Regions from separate parts of the Homo sapiens genome. Here region 2 is linked to region 1. A link is an interaction called in ENCODE POLR2A ChIA-PET data of the cell type or tissue named here. Cell type or tissue: PC-9. All regions are shown on one strand. Links, peaks and the distances in the headings refer to the core of each region. The heading gives the core; the rest is flanking DNA.

Region 1 (5,381 bases), core at 279-5,278:
AGTAAGACTCCGACTCAAAAAATAAAAATTAAAAAAACAAAACAAAACAAAACAAAAGGCCCGGCACGGTGGCTCACACCTGTAATCCCAGCACTTTGGGAGGTCAAGGCGGGTGGATCACCTGAGGTTAGGAGTTCGAGACCAGCCTGGCCAACATGGTAAAACCCCGTCTCTACTAAAAATACAAAAACTTAGCCGGGTGTGGTGGTGGGCACCAGTAATCTCAGCTACTCAGGAAGCTGAGGCAGGAGAATCACTTGAACCCAGGAGGAGGAGGTTGCAGTGAGCCAAGATCACGCCATTGCACTCCAGCCTGGGCAAGAAGAGCGAAACTTCATCCCCCACCCCCAAAACTAGACAAAAATAGCGAAACTCCGTCCCCCACCCCAAAAAAAAAGAAAAACATAGTTGGGTGTGGTGGCAGGTGCCTGTAATCCCAGCTATGTTACTATCATAATGTCTAAGGCACATATAACCAATACACAAAATAAGCCATGCTGGCCTAACACATACTTGGTATATACAATTGGGCATTGTTGCCTGCCATCCCAAATAGACAGTGAACATGATATATAATTCAAATCAGAAGACAAGAAGTAAACATAACATTCTTATTTTACAAAGGGAAGGCTCTCCCAAAGGCTGAAATTTGTATGTGGCTAATTTGATAGGGCTTTTTGGCATCACAGTCAAATTAAGAATTTCTGCTAATAATTTAACTTACCCTTTTGTTCATCCAGCATAGTGATGGTCTTGATTCCTGCATCCTGAGACTAAGACAAGGGGGGAAAAGCTGATAGTACAACAAAACAAACCAAAAACAACAGAAACAAAACCTACAAGAGCAACACAGAATAATTTAGAAACCCAAGCTCTCAGAGGATTAGAGCTACAGACAGAACTAGTATTCTTAAACTAACACACTTTAACATAGCAGCCCCCAAAATAATTAAGTCACAAACTCATAGTGAATTCATCTTCCCTGTCATATTCCAATACTGTTAAAGGGAAAAACAGAAAATTCCCATTAGTGCATGGTTTGACATTTCAGCAACTGTTAATTTCAAATAATAAAGCATATTGATACATTACCCTTTAATACTAATTCCAGCCAGAAGTATTAGGATCGCTCCTATAAATTTCTATACTTAAGTTGATGACTAACATTTTCTTACCTCAATGGCTAAACCCAGGATTCTCCTCGTACTTTCCAGAGACTAGGAAAGAACACAGAATTTTAGCATTCCAAAATATGTAGAAAAAAAAATCTGATCACAGGCCAAATTCATGATGCTATTCTATCTTTAAAAATTGCCAGCTCAGGCCGGGCACAGTGGCTCATGCCTATAATCCCAGCACTTTGGGAGGCCGAGGCAGGAGGATTTCTTGAGTACCGGAGCTCAAGACCAGCCCAGACAACATAGTGAGACTGTTTCCATTAAAGGAAAAAACAAAAAGAATTGCCAGCCTATCCTTCCCTTTAAAACAAAACAATGGCCGGGTGTGGTGGTTCAAGCCTATAATCCCAGCACTTTGGGAGGCTGAGGTGGGCGGATCACGAGGTCAGAAGTTTGAGACCAGCCTGCCCAACAAGGTGAAACCCCATCTCTACTAAAAATACAAAAATTAGCTGGGCGTGGTGGCACACACCTATAATCCCAGCTACTCAGGAGGCTGAGGCAGGAGAATCGCTTGAACACAGGAGGCAGAGGTTGCAATAAGCCGAGATCGCATCACTATACTCCAGCCTGGGCAATAGAGTGAGACTCCGTCTCAAAAAAAAAAAAAAAAAAAAAAGTAAGTTGATCACTACATTTTTAGTTATTTTCAGGCGCTCCTTAAGAGAAAATGTGTAAGGACTTCCAGTGTGATGTTGAAAGAAAAAGTTTTTTTAAAAAAGAGAATATTTGGATGGTGAAGTTCATGGGAATAAAAATTTAATGTAGGTAGAAATCTAAGTAAATTACAGATATTAGGAAATTGTTAAATAGAAGTCTAGCATTTCTCAAATACATAGTAGAGTATCTTTGTTACACTTAAGTAATATTAATAATTACCTAAAAAATAAAAATCATACAAATTGTTTTCACTTTAGTTTTCTGGTGAGTTAAAAAGAAAATAAAAACCAGCAATGGCACTAAGGAGCAAATGTGTTCTTTGATATTAATGGACTAGGAAGAGGCCAAAATGTCCCTAAGAAGGCTCTCTCACTCCTCCAATATGAAAACTGAAATAGAATTATTTACTTATTTTAGGTAAAACATTTACCTCATCAGTAATCTGGTGAGCTCTCTGTTGAATTTCTTCTGATGACAGATTATCCATGATGAATCAAAACTCTATTAGGCACAGAAATGGAAATGTGGATATTGTATAAGAATAAGGATATATAAAAGTTTGTGTGAGCAAAAAGTGTAGATTTATGGAATTTAGGAACTTATCAGGAAAACAGGATAAAAGAACCTCTTTCTATATCTATTAGTCTACCACAAGTAAAGAAATCAAGACCGAGAGAGGCTAAATGAATGTTTAATAAGAGTGCCAAGGGTGAACCTAAAATACAGGTTTTAGGACTTCTAGGGAAGTACTCTTTCCAACAGGAAAGTGGATCCTCTACTTAGAGAAGCAAGGCATTACTGGAAGACAAGCATTAAAAGACTATTAAAGTGAATTTTTGGTTGTTCAATGTTCTTCATGTGTTGTCTGAACATGGAAAAGCAGTAGGTGAAGAAAAGTCCAATTTAGTAAAGTAACAAAATTTGAAGTTATGTGCCTGAAGAACACAGGAAACATTTCTAAATATGCCAGTTGTCCAGGACACTCACTGGAGAAAATACTTTCACTCTTAACAAGAAAAGGGAAATGCTGGTACAAACAGCTCGGAAAAGACTAAGGTTTTTATTATGCATTAGACTCTTCCCCTCCAGTGGCTTATATTGTTTTGTTGTTTTACTGGAGTCCCTAAGAAACCAAACAATTATTCTCCTATACACAGTAACTCAGAAGGAGATCTCATAGACATCCAAGCTAAAAAATAAAACATTTCGTAGGTGTTACTCAGCACGGCTGTTATCTAATTCCTCTTTGAGAAGTCATGTGGAGTAATAACAAGCATTGTGCAACGGATCTAGGTTCTTTGTTACATTTGCTAGCTTTGTATGAATTTTCTCAAAACTCATTTATCAAAACTCACGGTCAATGACACAGATAAACTCTGGTTCTTATTACAGATTTGACCCCAGGAATCTGGCAATGTCTGGAGTTGCTTGATTGTCACAACTTGGGCCAGGTGATGGGGCTGGTTAATGGCATCTAGTAGGTAGAGGCAGGGAAACTGCTTAACATCCTACAACACTCTTCAGGAAAGCCCTCCAGCAAAGAATAATCTGACCCAAAATGTCAATTTGAGGTGAGAAACCTTGCCATGGATATACTCTTTGATAAGCAGAAAACTTAATTCCCCAAGAATGTACTGGACTGAATTCTTGGAAGGCAGAGATTTTATCTTTGTATCTCTAACACCTAATAGGATCTGATGGTAGATACTCCAAAAATAGCTGAATGAACAAATAAGTAGAAAAACAGGGTGTACTCTCAAAGTATTTACATGGCTCTTAGAAACAAAGCTGCATGTAACAGTAGCACAAAGCTCGCAAAGAATCACTAGAGCCACAAACCAAAAACTGCTATTGCAAGTGTATGATATGATCACATATAAATCTTTTCAGTCATTTTTGGCTGGGTGTGGTAGCTCATGACTGGAATCCTAGCACTTTGGGAGGCTGAGGTGAGTGGATGGCTTGAGCTCAGGAGTTGGAGTTCAGCCTGGGCAACATGGCAAAACCCCATCTCTACCAAATATACAAAAATTAGCCAGGCATGGTGGCGCACACCTGTAGTCCCAGCTACCGGGGAGGTTGGGGTGGGCGGATTGCTTGAGTCCAGGAGGTTGAGGCTGAAGTAAGTCAAGATCATGGCACTGCACTCCAGCCTGGGTGACAGAGCAAGACCCTATCTCAAAAAACAAACAAACAAAAAAATTTAAATCTTTTCAGTTGTTTTTAATTGAACCACTACTATCATGTTATTTTTTTTATTTTTTTGAGATGGAGTCTCACTCTGTTGCCCAGGCTGGAGTGCAGTGGTGTAACCCTGACTCACTGCACCTTCTGCCTCCTGGGTTCAAGCAATTCTCCTGCCTCAGCCTCCCAAGGAGCTGGGATTACAGGCATGCACCACCACGCCCCACTAATTTCTGTATTTTTAGTAGAGATGGGGTTTCACCATGTTGGCCAGGCTGATCTCGAACTCCAGACCTCAGGTGATCTATCCACCTCAGCCTCCCAAAGTGCCCAGATTGCAGGCCTGAGCCACCGTGCCTGGCCTTGTTTATAATTCTACTGTCATAGCTGTTTTATGGTTTAAGATTTTGAGGGCCAGGCGCAGTGGCTCACGCCTGTAATCCCAATACTTTGGGAGGCCGAGGCGGATGGATCACGGGGTTAGGAGATCGAGGCCAGCTTGATCGACATGGTGAAACCCCGTTTCTACTAAAAATACAAAAATTAGCCGGGAGTGGTGGTGAGCGCCTGTAATCCCAGCTACTCGGGAGGCTGAGGCAGGAGAATTGCTTGAACCTGGGAGGCAGAGGTTGCAGTGAGCCAAGACTGTGCCACTGCACTCCAGCCTGGGTGACAGAGCGAGACTCCATCTCAAAAAAAAAAAAAAAAAGATTTTGAGCCTTGATTAAAGCCATTAGTGCTCATGAAAAAAAGCATTTTAAGTTCCAAATTTAAGTTTCTATCTTGCTTGCCATAGACTGTGCTTCAGGCAAAAAGTTTCCACACTAAGATATAATCAAGATATAAAGATATCATTCATTAGATACAAGCATAAAAGGAACCAGGTATTTTATTAATTTGCTAATTGTTTGAGTCTTAAGCTTTATCATACATACACATGTCCATGCTACTGTTCCTCTTTTGTCACTCTTTCCTATTTGCAACTACAAAAAGTAAATGGAGATTATTTTTTGTACCCTCTCACCTCCACACTTTTGCACACCTTTCCTTTCTATAATACCCCACATCTGCCCAGGTAGCCTCATGCTTTTCCATCACTTCCTAAAGCCCCAACCGAGATACCTCTCCAAAGCCTGCCCTCCCCAGGCAGTAATGCTCTGAAGTTATCTATTCCTGTCATGTGTAACTCCTCAATGCCCGACAGAGAAGAAAATATGAAAAATAATATACACTAATCCATTAGTGCCTGGAAAAGGCACCCTTAGTGAGGTTTTCAGATATAGTATCCTGTGGGTCGGGAGACATTCTGGGGTAAGGAAGCCCAAATATCACAAATTATGTAATTTTGTAATTCTATTC
Region 2 (5,381 bases), core at 213-5,212, 450 kb after region 1:
GTGACAACAATGGCCACTCCGCAGCACTGCTGGAGGGATGACGCTGAATACTGTATGTGAAGGGTGTGGCACGGTACCAGACACAGGAAGTACTTGATAAATGGTAGTTCTTTAAAAAATTTTTATCATTATTTTAGAGATGGACTTGTATCCTGATTAGATACAATGCCATGGAGATGGAGCACTTTTATTCACATAAATGATTACTGGTCTAAGTATAAATTATGTCCTGGGTTGTGACACTTGCTATAATGCCCGGTTTGAAAAACAGCAATTAACTTTTTCTGAGGTAAGATTGCAGTTCAGGTGGCTGCCACCAGGGGGCTGTGTTGCCAAGTGACGGTGTTGCCAGGACAATTAATTGCCTGGAGTAGTGGTCCCCAAGAGCACAGAGCATACTCGTCACTCCGTAAAACTTTCCACAAAATACGCTCTTATTTATAGAAGTCCTGCTATGTTGCTTAGGCTGGTCTTGAACTCTTGGGCTCAAGCAATTCTTCTGCCTAGCTTCCCAAAGTGATGGGATTACAAGCATGAACCACTGCGCTTGGCTGAAATAATGCTTTTAAACTCATGTGACAACCTTATATATTAATTAGCAGCCAGCATTTACACATATATTCAAAGAAGAACATGATTCAAAGCAAAATTCAAAGACATAAATGCCTAGGTAAAGTCTCTCACAGTACTGTCACAACCCAATGGCACTTGGGACTTTCCTCTTCACGGCCAGGGTGTCTATCAACAGTAAAATGGGCAAATAATGTTTGGAGTATTCATGCAATGGAATATTATGCAGCCGTGAAAACAAACACTCTGTATTACACACAGTATGGATGGGTTTCATAAACATAATGTTGAATGTAAGAAGCAAGGCATGGAAGAATAAAATATTGAACAGTTGCATTGGTATAAAGTGCCAAAACTGATCAAACTAATTACAGTAGCAGAAATCAGGATAGCATTTACCTTTGGAAGACAGGTGTGCCATGATTGGAAGGAAGCCAAGGAAGGTTTCTAGGATGCTGGTGACGTTCTGTTTCTCCATCAGGATGCTTGTTACATGGGTGTATTCAAAAGGGAAACTTAATGAAGCTGCACATTTTTTTTCTTTATGCAGTATACTTTCTATTTTATTTTTTAAAAGTGAGGCTAAAAAATGAGATTCTTGGCCGAGTGTGCTGGCTCATGCCTGTAATTCCAGCGCTGTGGGAGGCCAAAGCAGGTGGATCACTTGAACTGAGGAGTTTGAGGCTGCAGTGAACTATGACTGCATCACTGCACTCCAACCTGGGCAACAGAGTGAGACCTTGTCTCTAAAAAATATATATATATAAATAAATAAATAGAAATGAGATCCTTAAAGAAAATAATAAATGCTGATAACATCATCAGTGTTATCTCTGAAAGGTGAACTTAAAGGTATCTTACATTCTGCTATTTCTATACATATTTATTTTCTTTTTTAAAACAAATTTTAGATTCTGGGGGTACATGTACAGGTTTGGGGTTACATGGGTATATCGCATGGTACTGAGGTTTGGGCCCTACCCAAGTAGCGAACATAGTACCCAATAGGCAGTTTGTCCACCCTTCTCCCACTCTCTCCCTCCCCGCTTTTGGAATTCCCGGTGTTTATTTTTCCCATCTTTGTGTCTGCCACTTACAAGTAAGAACACGTAGTATTTAGTTTTCTGTTTCTGTGTTAATTCAATTAAGGTAACAGCCTCCAGCCTTATCCATGGTACTGCAAAGGACACGATTTTGTTCTTTTTTATGGCTGTGTAGTATTCCATGGTGTATATGCACCACATTTTCTTTAATCTACTTTTGATGGGTGCCTGGGTTGATTCTATGTCCTTGCTCTTGTGAATAAACACTGCACACTCATAATTCATGCAGTTTTCTGTGTATATGTCTAGTTTTAAGAGTTTACTAAAGAGAAAAAATCTGAGGGTGTCATCATCTGCATAGTGGAGCACAGCAACCTGTGATTTGTGCCTGCCAAGTAAGTGTTCCTGTCACTCTTCTCTGTTGACAACTCCTGTCCAGCAGCCCTAGGAGAGAGGGTGTGACCAGGACTGGCCTATCTCAGTGTGTCATCTCCTTGCCACTGGGGATTGCCTCGGGGGGCAGACACCTAACTTGAGCAAGCCCATCTGAGCCCTTCCCTATTAGAAAGATTCCTGTTGAAAAAATTTCTCCCTTGATGTTGGGGTGGCTGAGCCTGGGCTGCCAGGGGCTGTATCCCCACCACTGGAGGAGGGCTGTCTACAGAAAGAGAGAGTGAGGCCAGTGGGTGAAGGGGGACAGAGGAGACAAGGGCAGGACAAACAGCCCTGGCCGCTGCCAATCCCAGGTTCTGTTCTTCTCCAACTTCCCAGAATCTTCCTTGTGTCAAACCTGTGAGTTAGTTCGGCCTCTTGCCCAGCTAGGTGAGGCAGTAAATTGCTTTTTATGCCTCAGCTTGTTCAGTTTGGCTCCTACCTATGACTAAGAGAGTCTTGACTAATCCATTACGCAACTGGGTGGATGGCAGGGCCACTTACTGAAGCAGGTACGGCCAGCGGAGGTGGAGAAAGTGTAAGCTGTGCGAGCCACATCATCCGGGAAGGGGCGGTCGCTCCTCGACGTCAGGAGGATGTCACAACCCTGACGCGGGTGTTTTACATCATCTTTGTCTAGGCTGGGGTGATGACTAGCCCCCAAGGTCACGATACACACTCACTCCCTACTCTGGAGTTCACCTTGAGATTACATTCTTTCTCATTAGTGATCGAATTGACTTCTAAGTCTTGAAGCCTTCAGCCTTTGAGCTCAGACACATTCCTTTCCCTCCTGGACTTCTGCCATCAGCGATAACCAGGAAAGTCCCAGGGATGCTGATTAACATCCCGAGGAAAGGAAATGGGACAACCTCCCGTCTCCAAGACTTTCTGCGGACCCCTCACTGCTTTTTCTCAGGGCCACACGGTGTCAGTGCTGAGACACCGACAAGCCTATGGCGTCGGTGGTGCCCGGCTCCTGTCACGCAGCACTGGTGAGGACACACAGACTCCATGTCGCGCTGGACGATCCGGGTAGCCTGGCCACGCGCCCCCCAGCGTCTGCTGCCTGGCTTGCCCTTTCTCGCCCGGTCTCTGGGAATGAAACCGGGAGGGCTTTGCAGAGCACAACCCGCAGGCTCTGTGCCGGGGCAGGTGGCTTTGCTCACCCACCATCCTCAGGCACATCCCCCAAGGCCGGCCCTGCCAGGGTGGCAGCTCAAAGAGTTTCTGCACCGCATTAGCAGCTGCGCCAGGCCCCCCGCTACTTTTCTCTTCTTTCTGCATTCTGCCCCTGGAGTGGTGGAAATTCTAACTTGGGCCAAGCTCTATCCCCATTTCCGACTCTGTGACGAGGAACTCTTAAGACGGGTAGGGGAGGACAGAAAGGTGCTGAGTCCATCACCCTAATAGCGGATTCTGGAAGGAAAGTTAGGAAAATCCCTCCCCTCACCTTCATGGGATACAAAACAGTCAATATATCTTATTTTTGTAAAAACGATCATTGTTATAACGAGATCATTTTAGACGTTGCGAATATATCTATGATATTCCTATGAATCAGTCCTGGCATTCGCCTAGGTTACTGAAGCAACACTTTCTGTACTGGGCAATTGGGCAGAAAAGACACTAACATTAATTGTGCCCTACTATTTGGCAGGCGTTAGTTCTCGCACTTCTATAAAGTCGGTATCATTATTATCCCTGTTTTACCAAGGAAGAAACTAAGGCTCAGAAAGACTGGATAACTTGCCAATAATACTCTTAAGAGCTGTGGGAGCCCCACCCTCCCACAGCACCCCAGCACCTCCTGGGTGGGTGGGCACCATCCGTTTTTGAATCAGGAACCACTGGAGAGGCACTGAGCCTAGCCTCTCATGTCTTCCTGATGTCACCCAGTATGTCTTCCATGGACCTGGAAGGAGATACACCTGGATCCAGGGCTGAAGGTAATCAGCTCCTTTTGATAAAGCCCCATCTCCCTTTTGTAGAGCAAAATTAAATAGACTTTTGCTCCCTGAAACATAAGTGCAAGTGCCTTGGGCAGATCCTGCTTGTACCTAAGGGTGGTAGCAGCAGCTGCTGTCCCTGGGGTCTTGCCAGGCACGGTCTCTACTCCATGTCCTTTACAACCTGAACCAGTTCATTGAAGAGCCTCAGCTCACTCCGGGGGCAAACATGAAACAATTTTATTTTTTCTACTAACTGTCCCCAGCTATACTCTGTTAAATCCTCCTTTCTTGAATAGAGTCCTCCTAATGATATGAGACCATAACCATTATGATGGTCTCATACATTATCATGTGTAAACAACCTACATTAATTGCTATGTGTATTTTTTTGTATTTGTTAATTTTTTTTTCTTATTCAATTCCTAAAATGGAAGATCTACAGGTGGGTAGAACGCTCACTAAGTAAGTCCTCAGCTTCCAAAACCTAGAGGCACACTATTACCCTACACATTTAGTTAAATGTGCCCAGAGCCAATCTGGACATTTTAATTTAGGCCCCAGTGGGATGGTTCTTCCCATGTGGCTTCAGATCTCTGGTGTGTCCAACAGCCCCTTTCCCTATGTGATCTCCCCACTCTTCTTCCCGTGAAGGGCCTCTCTTATTGGAGAAAATCTTTCCTTATTAAAGATCCTGCCCCTGGAAACTAAGGATGTTTTTTGTTTGTTTTTTTTCTATCTGTAGGCTTTCCCACATTTTAAACAACTATTTTAATGTAACAAAGCTTCCTGACATTTTAACCATACCATGGAAAATGCCTTTTCTTTATGTTTTCTTTTTGCAATAAAAAATAAAAACAAATAATCAGTCCTTTATCCAATGCAATGAACATTACTTTTGTGAATAACCAATGCAAAATGAAACCAACCAAAATTTCACATGATAAACTTTTAGAGAACCACATCTTAAGAATAAAAAAATTGTCCTGGCAAAAATTAGACTTGTAAAGAGATAGCGGCCACAAAGAAAAGGTAAAACCCATCATAAAGGGTATGATTTCATGGTGTGTGGAAAAGACTTGGTCCCAACGAAGATAAGCAGCAAAACTGGAAATTGCTAAGTATTATTCTATTAAAAATAATCAAGAAGATCAAGAAATTAAATTGGCTTAATTGAATTTGCTCCAGAAAATACATTTTTCTCTTTTTCTTTTCTTTAAACTTATGTATACAGCCCACTTTTACCCACCAGATTCTATTCTACTCCCTATTCTACATCTTAGGTATTTTTCATAAAACGTTTTCTAGATAAGACTTTATTAAATTAGGATACTTCTCATAAAAGCATTTAAGCTTAACAGAATGAAGTTAAAATTTCCCCAGGGAT

The links. ChIA-PET counts read pairs that join two places held together with the same protein. Peaks named below come from ENCODE experiments on the same cell type or tissue, not always from the same donor. Only the 100,000 strongest peaks of a DNase experiment are listed, where the experiment ranks them.
Region 2: POLR2A ChIA-PET joins it to region 1 with 5 read pairs; 1 of 35 experiments calls an interaction of 5 or more read pairs at or near these places.

The regions. Positions count from the first base shown.
Region 1 is chr15:42,508,791-42,514,171 of GRCh38, reverse strand. It overlaps SNAP23 (synaptosome associated protein 23), which reads right to left. Exons shown (of 8, transcript NM_003825.4): 2 at 2,269-2,339; 3 at 1,176-1,217; 4 at 725-773. The coding sequence starts at 2,325. Among named protein-coding and RNA genes, the nearest start is that of SNAP23, 16 kb to the right of the region's middle. In PC-9, for the core only: no CTCF peak of the experiment used is centred there; a DNase peak (open chromatin) is centred at 3,061.
Region 2 is chr15:42,054,831-42,060,211 of GRCh38, reverse strand. No RefSeq gene overlaps it. Among named protein-coding and RNA genes, the nearest start is that of PLA2G4E, 36 kb to the right of the region's middle. In PC-9, for the core only: CTCF peaks have their summits at 362 (motif pointing right), 2,821 and 3,025; DNase peaks (open chromatin) are centred at 2,091 and 2,531; H3K4me3 peaks cover 1,463 bases; H3K27ac peaks cover 1,887 bases.